Linked DNA regions of Homo sapiens: region 1 is linked to region 2. A link is an interaction called in ENCODE POLR2A ChIA-PET data of the cell type or tissue named here. Cell type or tissue: PC-9. All regions are shown on one strand. Links, peaks and the distances in the headings refer to the core of each region. The heading gives the core; the rest is flanking DNA.

Region 1 (6,389 bases), core at 661-5,660, 170 kb after region 2:
TATTTTTTGCTGAAACAGAATGAAATCTATGTTAGCTTGGGCTACTGAATCTCTTAGAAAAAGATGAGCAAGGCCGGGCGCGGTGGCTCACACCTATAATCCTATAATCCTATAATCCTAGCACTTTGGGAGGCCAAGGCCAGCGGATCACCTGAGGTCAGGAGTTTGAGACCAGCCTGACCAACATGGAGCAACCCCATCTACTAAAAATACAAAATTAGCCAGGTGTGGTGGCGCATGCCTGTGATCCCAGCCACTTGGGAAGTGAGGCAAGAGAATTTCTTGAATCCAGGAGGTGGAGGTCGCAGTGAACTGAGATCATGCTGTTGTACCCCAGCCTGGGCAACAAGAGCAAAAAAACTCCATCTAAACAAAAAAAAGAAAAGGAAAAGAAAAAGATGAGCAAAATGGTCAAAAGTAATTGCAGTTTATCTCTTCTGTATTATAAAACCTCCAAGTCCCCCAAAAGCTGCTTGATTCTAGGTATAAATCACTATATTAAATTGTAGAAATGTGTGTGTGTGTGAGTATACACATACTCGTCTTTCTCTATTGCTATATGTTTGTGTGCTATATGTAATTATATATTATGTTTACATTTATATTTATTCATTTTATACATTTTAAATTTTTTTTAAATTTTTGTGGGTACGCATTTATTCATTTTTAATATGAGTCACTTGGCCTACTTTTCAAGTTATACTTGATTTTAGCCTCCTGTATATCACAATAATACATTTAGCACTTTTTTCCTTTCTTTTTTTTGAGACAGAGTCTCATTCTGTTGCCCAGGCTGGAGTGCAATGGCATGATCTTGGCTCACTGCCACCTCCACCTCCCAGATTCAAGCAATTCTCCTGCCTCAGCCTCTCGAGTAGCTGGGATAACAGATGTCCACCACCAAGCCTGGCTAATTTTTGTATTTTTAGTAGAGATGGGGTTTCACCATATTGGCCAGACTGGTCTTGAACCCCTGACCGCAGATGATCCACCTACCTTGGTCTCCCAAAGTCCTGGGGTTGCATGCATGAGCCACCACGCCTTGCCCAGCACTTTTTTCAAGACTATTTTTAGAGCAGTTTTAGATTCACCTCAAAAGAAAGAGGAAAGTACAGAGATCTCCCATATGCTCCCTGCCCACTAATGTCAACATCCTGCACCAGTATTGTACATTTGTAGAATACTTGAAAGTTTAATATTAACTGTAGTAAATAGTTACAATTTATTTCTTATTCTTTATCCTTTTCTTCAAACTGGTAGAAGTGTTAGCTGCTTAAAGTAAATCAGTCTGAGGCAAAGAGGTTTTTAATAGAAGGCACAGAAGAGGAAGCAAAAAATGTTTTCACTATTCCTTCTAGTTGCTAGATAACTCAACATCAAACCTTATTCCATTTTTCAGAAACTGATTCCATCATCTAAATGGCTAGGTGAAGGCATGCCTATATTCATTGAGGAAGCCATACTTACATGTAGTTAAACGATTCTTTTGCCATTGTGATATAAAATAGCACTTAATATTCCTTTATAACATTCCCTTATTGCTGTTGGAGTTTGATAAATGGTAACACTTAAAAATTTGTCTTTCTTGTTTTTCTGTTCTAGCAACCTTAACCGTCTTGGGTCTCAAAGCTAATTCCTCTAGGATGTTTTTCTTCACCTTTATGATAGCTATAAGAGGATGCCAGATTTTTATGTTCGTTAGCCTCCCTGGGTTGTTTCTGCTCCTCAGAAAGGCCTTGATTTGCTACCTTTACCATGTGTGGATGTCCATAGAGAAAAATCATGTGTCTTTATTACATCCCACTGGAAGCTTCTTGAGATTCTGTCTCTTACTCTTCACCCAGAGACAGTCTGTACTGCACGAGCTCACAGGTCTCTTTATTAAGACAACATAAGAGGTGGCACTGACAGTTTTTCTCTTCCCCGTGAGTATGGCCGAAATCAAGACTAGAGACTGACAGCTCTTCTCACTGCTTGTGGTTCAACTTGAAACCACAAGGTTCAGAGGCACATGGTTTCCATTCAGTGTCTTTCTCCAGCTAACGCGAACCATTTGTTCAAGCAACTTTGGTGTCTGTTTGAGAACAAGAGATCTGCCTCGATACTCCCCAGACAGTCAAATAAATTCTCTTGGCTTCAAGACAAATTCAGAAAATTCCGCCCAACAATGACATGTGGTTCAGTTTTTCCGTTTATTTTTGCAACATATGAAGGAACGACCAATAGCGTCCTTGAAAAATCTGAAAATGCCAATCACAAAAGTGGCAAATTAGAGAACCGTTTATTATGGCAAGTTACTATATTACATTTAGAGAAAATGGGAATAAAATAATATGTCAAACAGGAAATAGAATTAGAGGCCTTCCAGAAGCAGAATACCTGTGACTGATATTTTTTCCCCTACTTTTAATTCTCCCATTTAGTTGCATTGAGGGTAAATGCGATTCATCGATTTTGAGGGGCAAGGGGAAATCTGAGAAAAGAGTATGTTATTATCTATTCATTTCCAAGATGTGTCTCATTAATCTTTTTACTGTCATGCTGCTGTTTGAAACAATCTATTTGCTTAATTCAAGCCTTTGTTCTGATAGGCCCAAAGCCCATGGCCATTACATTTTTTGCTTGAAACTATTGGGAATGGGAGAAAAGGTGATTGCGTTATAGTTGTAGTAAGACGTAAACATTTATTCCAAGGTATTTTACATTCTTTTTCCCTATTGTAGATTTAAAAGATGACATTTATAATTAGTTTTTTTGTTATTGATGTTGTTTTTAAGTATCATTTTAATCTTTTGACACTAAAAATAGCATGGGAAAATACCTAGGAATCAATAATGATAGCCAAATGTTCACATCCAAATGTGGGAATTTGGAATCGTTATTCAAAGATAAACACTTGCTCCACTAAAATATCAACCCAACAATCTAGATTTTAATCCCAACCACCACTCAATATAGCTGTAGTATGCTATGCTTTCACATTTAGTGTTTAATTCAACTCAGCAAGTATCTAATAGGCTCTTGCGGGAGACACAAAGGAAGTTGCTGTCTTAGTCCATTTTGTGCTGCTATAACAGAATACCACAGACTGGGTAATTTATAAAGACTAGAAATGAATTTGGCTCACGATTGTTTTCCTACAGGCTGGGAAAACCAAGAGCATGGTGCCAGCATATGGCCAAGGTCATCCCATGGCAAAGGGCAGAAAGTGAAAGCCAGCATGAGACAGAGGGAGCGAGCAGGAGAGAGAGAAAAGAAGGAATGGCGGGGACAAACTTTTTCTTTTATTAGGAGCTCCCTCCCGCAATAACTAACCTACTTCTGAAATGATGGCATTAATCCACTCATGACAGCAGAGCTCTCGTGGCCTAATCATTTCTTAAAGGATCCGCCTCCTAATACTGTTACATTGGCAATTAAATTTTAACATGATTTTTGGAGGGGACATTCAAACCATAGAAATGTCTTACTCTCTAAAGCCAGCAAATAGCATAAGTATGTAAACAGTGATCTATGTTGGAAACATTCTAAGTGTTTCCATTACAAATGTAATGGAAAACATGAAACACTTTGTCTTCACGGAAGAGGGGACATTTGAACTGAGACTTGGATGTAAAAGTTCTGGTGAGATAGTTACGGCAGAGTTGTTTTTTTTTTTTTTTTTAAGAATTTATAAAAATGAAGGATGTGTGACTTTCCTAAGACCACATAGGTCATTTGAAGACCTGGGCCAAGGTTAATGATAATTAGTGCTATCTCTGTCTTTACTTTCCCCACAATACTGATACAGTGTCAACAAATGCTGCATCATACTCATACTCCAGAAGCTAGACAGGCATTTGATTTAGAAGGTTAAGGCACAGGAGAAATCAATTTAAATTTGGATCAATGTTAACATTAGAGATGTTAAAGGGCAATTACGTCTTTATGGTTATGATTCAGTAAATATTCAACTGAAAATGCTTTTCTTTCTTTTCCTTTCTTTTTTATTGTGGTAAGAACACTCAACATGAGACCTACAGTCTTTACAGATTTTTAAATCTACAATACAGTATTGTTATCTATAAGCACAATGTTGTACAGCAGATCTTTTTTAAAAAAACAATTGACAGGCCTGGCATGGTGGCTCACGCCTATAATCCCAACATTTTGGGAGGCCAAGGCAGGTGGATCACCTGAGGTCAGGAGTTCAGGACCAGCCTGGCCAACATGGTGAAACCCCATCTCTACTAAAAATACAAAAACTAGCTGGGCATGGAAGCAGGCGCCTGTAATCCCAGCTACTTGTGAGGCTGAGGCGGGAGAGTCCCTTGAACCTGGGAGGCAGATGTTGCAGTGAGCCCAGATTGTGCCATTGCACTACAGCCTGGGCGACAAGAGCAAAACTCCATTTCAAAATTATTTAATTAATTAATTAAATAAAAATAAATTTTAAAAAATTGAAAAATTCGCATGATGTTTTTAATTATGAGTACATTGTGGAATGGCTCAGTTGGGCTAATTAACATGCATTACCTCACATTCTGACCATTTTTTATGGTGAGAACACCTAAAATCTGCTCTTAGCAATTTTCAAAATACATTGCATTGTTATTAACTATAGTCACCATGTTGTACAATAGACCTGTTAACATTATTCCTCCTATCTAACTGAAATGCATTTTTTGATACAGCAGATCATTAGAATGTATTCATCTTGCATGACTGACACTATATATCCCTTGATTAACGTTTCTCCATTTCCCTCTGCCCCCAATCTCTGGCAACCACAACTGTCTTCTTTGTTTCTATGAATTTGACTATTTTTGATACCTCATGTAAGTGGAATCCTGCAGTATTAGTCTTTGCATGACTTGCTTGTTTGACTTAGCATAATGCCCCCAAGCTTCATATTGTTGCCTGTATTAGTCTATTCTCACGCTGCTAATAAAGACGTACTCAAGACTGGGTAATTTATAAAGGAAAGAGGTTTAATTGACTCACAGTTTAGCTTGGCTGGGAGGCCTCAGGAAACTTACAATCATGGCAGGAGCAGAAGCAAACACATCCTTCACATGGTGGCAGGAAGAGGTTCAGAGCAAAGTGGTGGAAAAGCCCCTTATAAAACCATCAAATCTTGTGAGAACTCACTCACTATCATGAGAACAGCATGGAGGTAACCGCCCCCATGATTCAATTACCTCCCACCAGGTCCCTCCTACAACATGTGGAGATTATGAGAACTATAGTTCAAGATGAGATTTGGGTGGCGACACAGCCAAACCACATCCTGCATTTGTAGGATTTTCTTGTTGTTGTTGTTGTTGTTGTTTTAGGCTGATTAATCCATTGAATGTATTTTCGACATTTTTAAAAATCCATGAGCATTCCGGCAGTTTCCATAGCTTGGCTATTGTGATAGTGCTGCAATGAACATGTGACATCTTAGTTATGTGTATGTGTTTGTGTGTCTGTATGTGTCTGTGTGTGTGTGTATATATAAAATGAGAGAGAGAGAGAGAGTCATGTGTTGATTAATGAGAAAACTTCTAAGAGATGCATTGTTAGGTGATTTCATCATTGCATGACCATCATAGAGTGCACTTACACAAACCTAGGTGGTACAGCATGCTGCTCACCAAGGCTATATGGCTCACCCAAGGATATTGCTCCTGGGCTACAAACCTGTATAGCATGTTACTGTATTGAATACTGTAGGCATCTGTAACACAATGGCAAATAAATATATGTATATCTAAACATAGAAAAGATGGCATAATAGATTTAAATATGGCATAAAAGACTTAAAGAATTACTTACTTACCATGGATAGAGCTTGCCAGACTGAAAGTTATTCTGAGGAAGTCAGTGAGTGAGTGGTGAGTGAATATGAAGGCGTAGGACATTACAGTACACTACTGTAGCCTTTTTAAGCACTGTACACTTAGGCTACACAAAAAATAAAAATATGATGTTACGATGGCTACAACATCACTAGGGGATTGGAATTTTTTAGCTCTAACATAATCTTATGAAACCACCATTGTATATATGGTCCATCATTGACCAAAACATCATTATTCTGCATATGACTGTATATGTGTGGTGTGTGTGTGTGTAATTTTTTTAATTTACTAGGCAACTATTATAATTATAATTATTATAACTGCTTCACATATACTATGTCATTTAAAGTTCCATTACAGCTCTATGTGGATGATTTTTCCCATTTTACAGAGGGGAACTTAAGGCCCAGAGCTGCTAAGTAACTTGTTCAAGAACGTGCATCAAATACTAGTAAAGCCAGCAGTTGTACTTAGAAAGTCTGATGCCTTAACTTCTTCACAACACAGCTTGCATTCTTTTCCTTATGTATGCATTAACGAACGTACGCCATGATTAGGGATGGC
Region 2 (6,389 bases), core at 760-5,759:
GAACCCAATAGTTATTGGAGGGTTTATAGAAAAATAATAGTGATGGCATTAATAATTAATGGACATTTACTGAGTGCCTACTATGTGTCAAATAGCTCATCTTCACATTCTGCTAATCTTGACAATGGTCCAAAAATAGTTGTTTTTCTTACCATTTTATTAATGGGCAAAGCTAGACTCCCAAGCTAGTATTTAGCTATGTTGCTCAATCCCTACTTGAATGGAGAACTTGGATTAAAGCTCAGCTCAGTCTAACCCCAAAGTCATAGGTTTTTCTACCATGCCAATTCCCTCCTAAGAAATAGCCATATTGGAAACTTTGCCTGTCAAGTTTAAGTGGCACTTTGTTGAAACCCCCAAACCGAGTTGCAAATGTTTTGTGCTGAGAGAGCAAGACCAAGTCTTAGTTGATATCTCTAGGTTAGAAAATATATCTGAAAATCATTAGTAAGGTGCTAGCATTGGCATGAGAGAACAAAATCTTCCTTGGGACAAAGAAGCAGCTTTAAAAAATATCTAAACATTTGATCATAGTTAGAACATCTCAGTCTCTAAGGAGGATGACTGCCAACCTCTACCCCAGAACTAGGGTCGAGTTGCCAAGAAGCCAGCATCTTATTATGACAATTTTATTTTCCTGCATAGCTGCGTGGGCCTGACAGAATCATCCCATCACCACGTGACAAGTTGCCGGCAGAGACTTGTCTGGGAATCAGTTGCTGGGGGCTGCCAGCTGGCCTGGACAGGCTGAGCCGGAGAGGCAGATATAGAAGCAATTAAGGCACACATACACTCATGCACATGCGCTCTAGCGCGTGCGAACACACACACACAGACATCACTGCTACTACCAACCCACTCAAACACCTGTAGCTTCATTTGCAAATAATAAATTAATTAAAATGTTCTCATGGGAAAATGCCTTAGTGAAACCATAGGTTTATTGTAATGAAACTCAGCTTCCTGAGCTGCACTATAATAATACCAATCATAGCAGGAAGTGAAGTTATTGGTTGGTTGCTTTACATGTGCAGAGAAGGGTGATAGTTTTTATGAATGTTTTTCCCCTCCCTCTTTGCACTTGTGGTTTTTTGTTTGTTTGTTTTAATTAGTGACTATGGTCTTGTTCGGCTGCCCAGGCCGGAGTGCATTATTGCAGTCATAGTTCACTGTGGCCTCAAACTCCTGGGCTCAAGAGATCCTCCCACGTCAGCCTCCCAAGCAGCTGGGACTACAGCTGCATGCCACCACACCCAGCCAGTTTTGTATTTTTTGTAAAGACAGAGTCTCCCTATGTTTCCCAAGCTGGTCTCAAACTCCTGGGCTCAAGCGATCCTCCCACCTTGGCCTCCCAAAATGCTGGGATTACAAGCTTGAACAACCCCACCTGCACCAGCCCCAGTTTGGTTGACTAATGTCTGTTGAGAATATGGCCCAAACTTAAAGGAGAGGGAAAGTGAGAGAGAGTCTAACAGCAAAAGTCTTATTATTGACAGCAGTCCCTGTATTATAGCTAGTTTGTTCTTGAAATCAAAGCTAAAGCAAAAGTACACACTACAAGGCATGAGTTTCAAGGAATTAAAAAAAGAATACAATAATAAGTATTGGAAACTTTTAATGATGTACATAATTATAATTTTTCACATAATTATTTATTATCTGCACAAGCCACCATGTTGGAGTCAGAGAGTGGAAAATGGATATAAATATATTTATCTTTAACACCCTCTGGATTAACTGATGTTATTACAAGCATATAATCATACATATTAATTGCGATGTATACAATCTTTTAATAAAGATATGATTCAAGACCCCCTTTCCACGTCTCAGTGGTGCTACCAGATGTAGTTACTTAATAACCTGAATGTTAGTTCAAGTCTCATTGTTTCATTCATGTATTCATTCATTCACTTATCTACTCATTAATTTATTCATAAATATCCAGTTTCTTTCAGTTGTCCATAGTCCTACTTAAGGAGTTTATAGTCTCCAACAGGGTTTTCAACCTCTACAACATGGACATTTTAAACGTGATTATTCTTTCTTGGGGTCCAGGGTGAGGGGCCTGTCCTATGCACTGTAGGATGTTTATCAGCATCCCTGGCTATCACTCACTAGATGCCAGTATGATAACCCTGCCCCTCCCTGGTAGTGACACCGAAAAATATGTCTCTAGACATTTTCAAATCACCTTCAGTTGAGAATTATCAGCACTGAAGGCTTTACATGTCTTTCTAAATTCTTGAAGTTTCATGACTCTGTTCTTTCTCCACTATTCTCTAAACCCTGACTCGATCTGTAGAAAAACAAGCCTTCTATGGCCGGGTGTGGTGGCTCACGCCTTTAATCCCAGCACTTTGGGAGGCCGAGGCAGGAGGATCACAAGGTCAGGAGTTCGAGACCAGCCTGAACAACATGGTGAAATCCCGTCTCTACGAAAAATACAAAAAGTAGCTGGGCGTGGTAAATCGCGCCTGTAATCCCAGGCACTCAGGAGCCTGAGGCAGGAGAATCGTTGGAACCCGGGAGGCAGAGGTTGCAGTGAGCCGAGATTGCACCACTGCACTTCAATCTGGGCAACAGAGCAAGACTCCATCTCAAAAAAAAAAAAGAAAGAAAAGAAAAACAAGACTTCTAAGTTTGTGCTCTTCTCATTGCGTGTAGAATTAGTCCCCAACTGAGACAATTGACCATTGTTCCTTACAGTGGCTCAGGCACAAGTTTCAAACCCATCATATAACAGCATCAGGCTATGAATTTAGGAAATCTTTTCTATTTATTTATTTTTTTGAGACAGAGTCTTGCTCTGTCGCCCAGGCTGGAGTGCAGTGGTGCGATCTTGGCGCACTGCAAGCTCCGCCTCCTGGGTTCACGCCATTCTCTGGCCTCAGCCTCCCAAGTAGCTGGGACTACAGGTGCCCACCACCATGCCCGGTTAATTTTTGTATTTTTAGTAGAGACGGGGTTTCACTGTGTTAGCCAGGATGGTCTTGATCTCCTAACCTCGTGATCTGCCTGCCTCGGCCTCCCAAAATGCTGGGATTATAGGCGTGAGCCACCGTGGCCGGCCTGAATTTAGGAAATCTTAAGTCTCACATGCCAAGAAGATAGTGTGAAGAAAGGAAAGAAGTTAGAGGTTAAAGGTATGATGGGAGAGTAGAAAGATCATAAGACTTAAGCTTAAATCATATCCTGTCCACTTAGCTAATTGTATGTTATTTAAGCTAAGTTTTAGTTTCCTACTCTACAAAATAAGGAGACTATTGTCTATTATGCAGGATTTTCCCACACAATGGCAGAAAAGGAGTCCCCACTTAATGTTTTGTCCCCTTCATCTCCATTAATATAAATTCAGACTAAGGCCCTGAATTTTGTTTTTGAAAATTATGGAGGTATTTTTGAGTTTTTCTTACCTATGTATTTTTACCATTTGTGAAATGTGGGATGTACTTCCTAGTATAGGTCTTCACAAGAGACTCTGGTTTATCTCAGGAAAAGGTGAATGATAGTATCTTGTCAATCAGGGGCAATGAATCAGTGCTGACTTGCCCTGCATTTCTCAATCCAGCAGGTGCCTGGTGGAGCCACTGCGTCAGGATGCGGTTTGCTGTGTGGTCTCTGGAGTCAGGCCTCCCATCTATTACATTTGACTCAAATGGAGCCCGGATAGGACTCAGGGTCTTAATATTTGAGTCTCTTTACTGTACTGGAAAAACAGGTTCCAAAAATAGGGCTGTGAACTCTTTCACTGGGCAACCCTTTCTTTTTCTTAGGGAGTCCAAAATGCCTCAAATCAAAGTGGAGGCATTATCAGCCTCCTCCATGTGACTCTGATATATGGTCTTTTTGGAATCATAAGTGGTTTTTGTGGAAGTGTGACTTTATTTGAGTAAACAACTGAAAAGTTGGAACAACACAGCATGAAAGGATATTTATTTATTACGAAGAACAACAACAACAAAAACCCAAAACCTGTCATCTGACCTCAGAATAGCATTTTGCCCCTTGCGGTAGCAACAATGAATGCTTTGTTGGAAAATAGGGCATTTGTCTCTCTTGATGTGACCCTCAATTTATTAGATGCCCTCTGAACATATCTAATATTTTGTGTTTTCCTATTTTTAGGCTTAGAAATTTGTGCACTCAATTTTTCTTACACATTTTCCGTTGGTTCTACTCACAACTTTTACCTTTTCTTATTTGCTTCACTGTAACTTATTTTTATTGTCCTACATATTATGAAATAAACACTAGAGTGTAAGGAGGGGAAAGTGGAGAAGTATAAGAGTAGAAGAATTAACATTATTGCTCCCCAGCTTGTGGGAGAAGAGTTAAATGCTTTAGAAACATTATCTCATTTAAATTCAATAATAATTTGGGAAGGGAAGTATTATATCAATATTTTAAGAAAAAGAGGAAACTGAGGTCCAAGGAAATTAACTTAGAAAAAAAAAAAGTATTGAGTGATGGAGCTGAGTTTCGAAGTTAACTGATAAAACTCTAATGCTTTGTACCCTGTCGTGTTACCTACTAGAAGTGTCTCTGACACATTCTCTTCAATCTGCTTTGCAAATACATCCCATCAAACCAGAGATTGAGGGATTCATGTGGGATTTCCAGCTCACCTGGCAGAGTCTCAGTGAGTCTTTCTTTTCTTTCTTTTTCTTTTCTCTTTTCTTTCTCTTTCTTTCTTTCTTTTTTCTCTCTTTTTCTTTTTCTCTTCAGTCTTCTTTGCAAGCACATCCCATCAAACCAGAGATTGAGGGATTCATGTGGGATTTCCAGCTCACCTGGCAGAGTCTCAGTGAATCTCTTTTCTTTTCTTTTCCTTCCTTCCTTCTTTCCTTTCTTTTCTTTTCTTTTCTTTTCTTTTCTTTTCTTTTCTTTTCTTTTCTTTTCTTTTCTCTTCTCTTCTCTTTCTTCCTTCCTTCCTTTCTTTTCTTTCTTTCTTTCTCTCTTTCTTTCTTTCTTTCTTTCTTTCTCTTTCTTTTCTTTCTTTCCTTCTTTTCTCTCTCTCTTTCTCTCTTTCTTTTTCTTACATGGGTACTTGCTCTGTTACCCAAGCTAGAGTGCAATGGCCATAGCTCACTGCAGCCTCCACCACCCTGGCTCAAGCAATACTCCTGCATCAGCCTCTCAAGTAGCTGGGACCCCAAGTGCAGGCCACCACACTCAGCTACTTTTTGTATTTTTTTTAGAGACAGGGTCTCACTATGTTGCTCAGGCTGGTCTCAAACTCTTGGGCCCAAGTGATCCTCCTGCCTCGACCTCTCAAGCATTGGGATTACAGGTGGGAACCACTACCCTTGGCCCTCTCTCTGATTTCTAAGATGAGTCAAGGCCATTTTCCATGCTTGCTTCAAGTCTTGTTCTTGATGTAGACAGGACTTGGGAATGATTTGACCACATTTCCCTTTACTCTTTCAGCCCACTGAGCAATAGCTACACCAGAAGTAGCAGCAAATGAGAGCTTAGATTTTTCAAGGCTTATTAAAGAGCAGGCCTGTGCAAGTGCTATGCCTGCATTTTCCAAACTCACAGTAACCCTATGAGCTTACCGATCCTCATTATGCAAATTAGGAAGCTGAGGACTAGACAGGAGACTAGCGGGTTTAAGTTACTTGCCTGAGACTGCACAGCAGAGCTACGAGTCAAATCCAGCTGATCCCTGACAGCTACACTACCTAGAGAATTGACTCCACATGCTGACGGGGTTGAGCTGCAGATGTATTCTTTCCTTCAATCTGCCTCAGCACTGGATTTAATTTTCAGAAAATCCGAGCACCTGGGCCAGGAAAACACCCTGTGCTCACCACCACTGTTGTTTACTCAAGTCTCATTAAGTGCTGGGGGCAATAATGTGCTGGAGGCAGATCTCTTCAGTTCAGATAAGAGAATGGTTAGAGGGAGAAAGAAGCTGCCAATTCTCCAGGAGAGCCCCATCTTTGGCAGTTGCATCCCTTGGTGTTTATGTGAATTTAGAGGGCCAGGTTTTAATTTGACACTATCTTTGGGAGATCTAATTAGCAAGTCATGGGGTTTCCATCTGCTGATCCTCCCAGATAGTAAATGTGTATACCATAAACACTAGTAAGAAGACAGCAGTAAAGAAACCTTGGGAGGGTACATAAAGGTCCCGGGGCAAGAGTGCTGACTCAACCCAGATGAGTCAGGTGTGCCAGCAGAGGACACAGAGACCTGAACTTCCTTCTTCTGCACACGGTCTGGAGACCCAAGACGCAGATCCAAAAAAGAAAACAAGTAATGTTTGGCTATAGTTGGTATCATTGGTCCCAGTGGTCAATTATGCTAGAGATCTTGAGGGGGCTGAAATAAAGTATTTTTCTTCAACAGTGACTACTGATACAAATTTTATTACTCTGCAA

Evidence for each region. Peaks named below come from ENCODE experiments on the same cell type or tissue, not always from the same donor. Only the 100,000 strongest peaks of a DNase experiment are listed, where the experiment ranks them.
Region 1: POLR2A ChIA-PET joins it to region 2 with 15 read pairs; 2 of 35 experiments call an interaction of 5 or more read pairs at or near these places.

The regions. Positions count from the first base shown.
Region 1 is chr17:71,230,145-71,236,533 of GRCh38, reverse strand. No RefSeq gene overlaps it. Among named protein-coding and RNA genes, the nearest start is that of CASC17, 31 kb to the right of the region's middle. In PC-9, for the core only: no CTCF peak of the experiment used is centred there; no DNase peak of the experiment used is centred there.
Region 2 is chr17:71,402,498-71,408,886 of GRCh38, reverse strand. No RefSeq gene overlaps it. Among named protein-coding and RNA genes, the nearest start is that of CASC17, 200 kb to the right of the region's middle. In PC-9, for the core only: no CTCF peak of the experiment used is centred there; a DNase peak (open chromatin) is centred at 3,626; H3K27ac peaks cover 3,267 bases.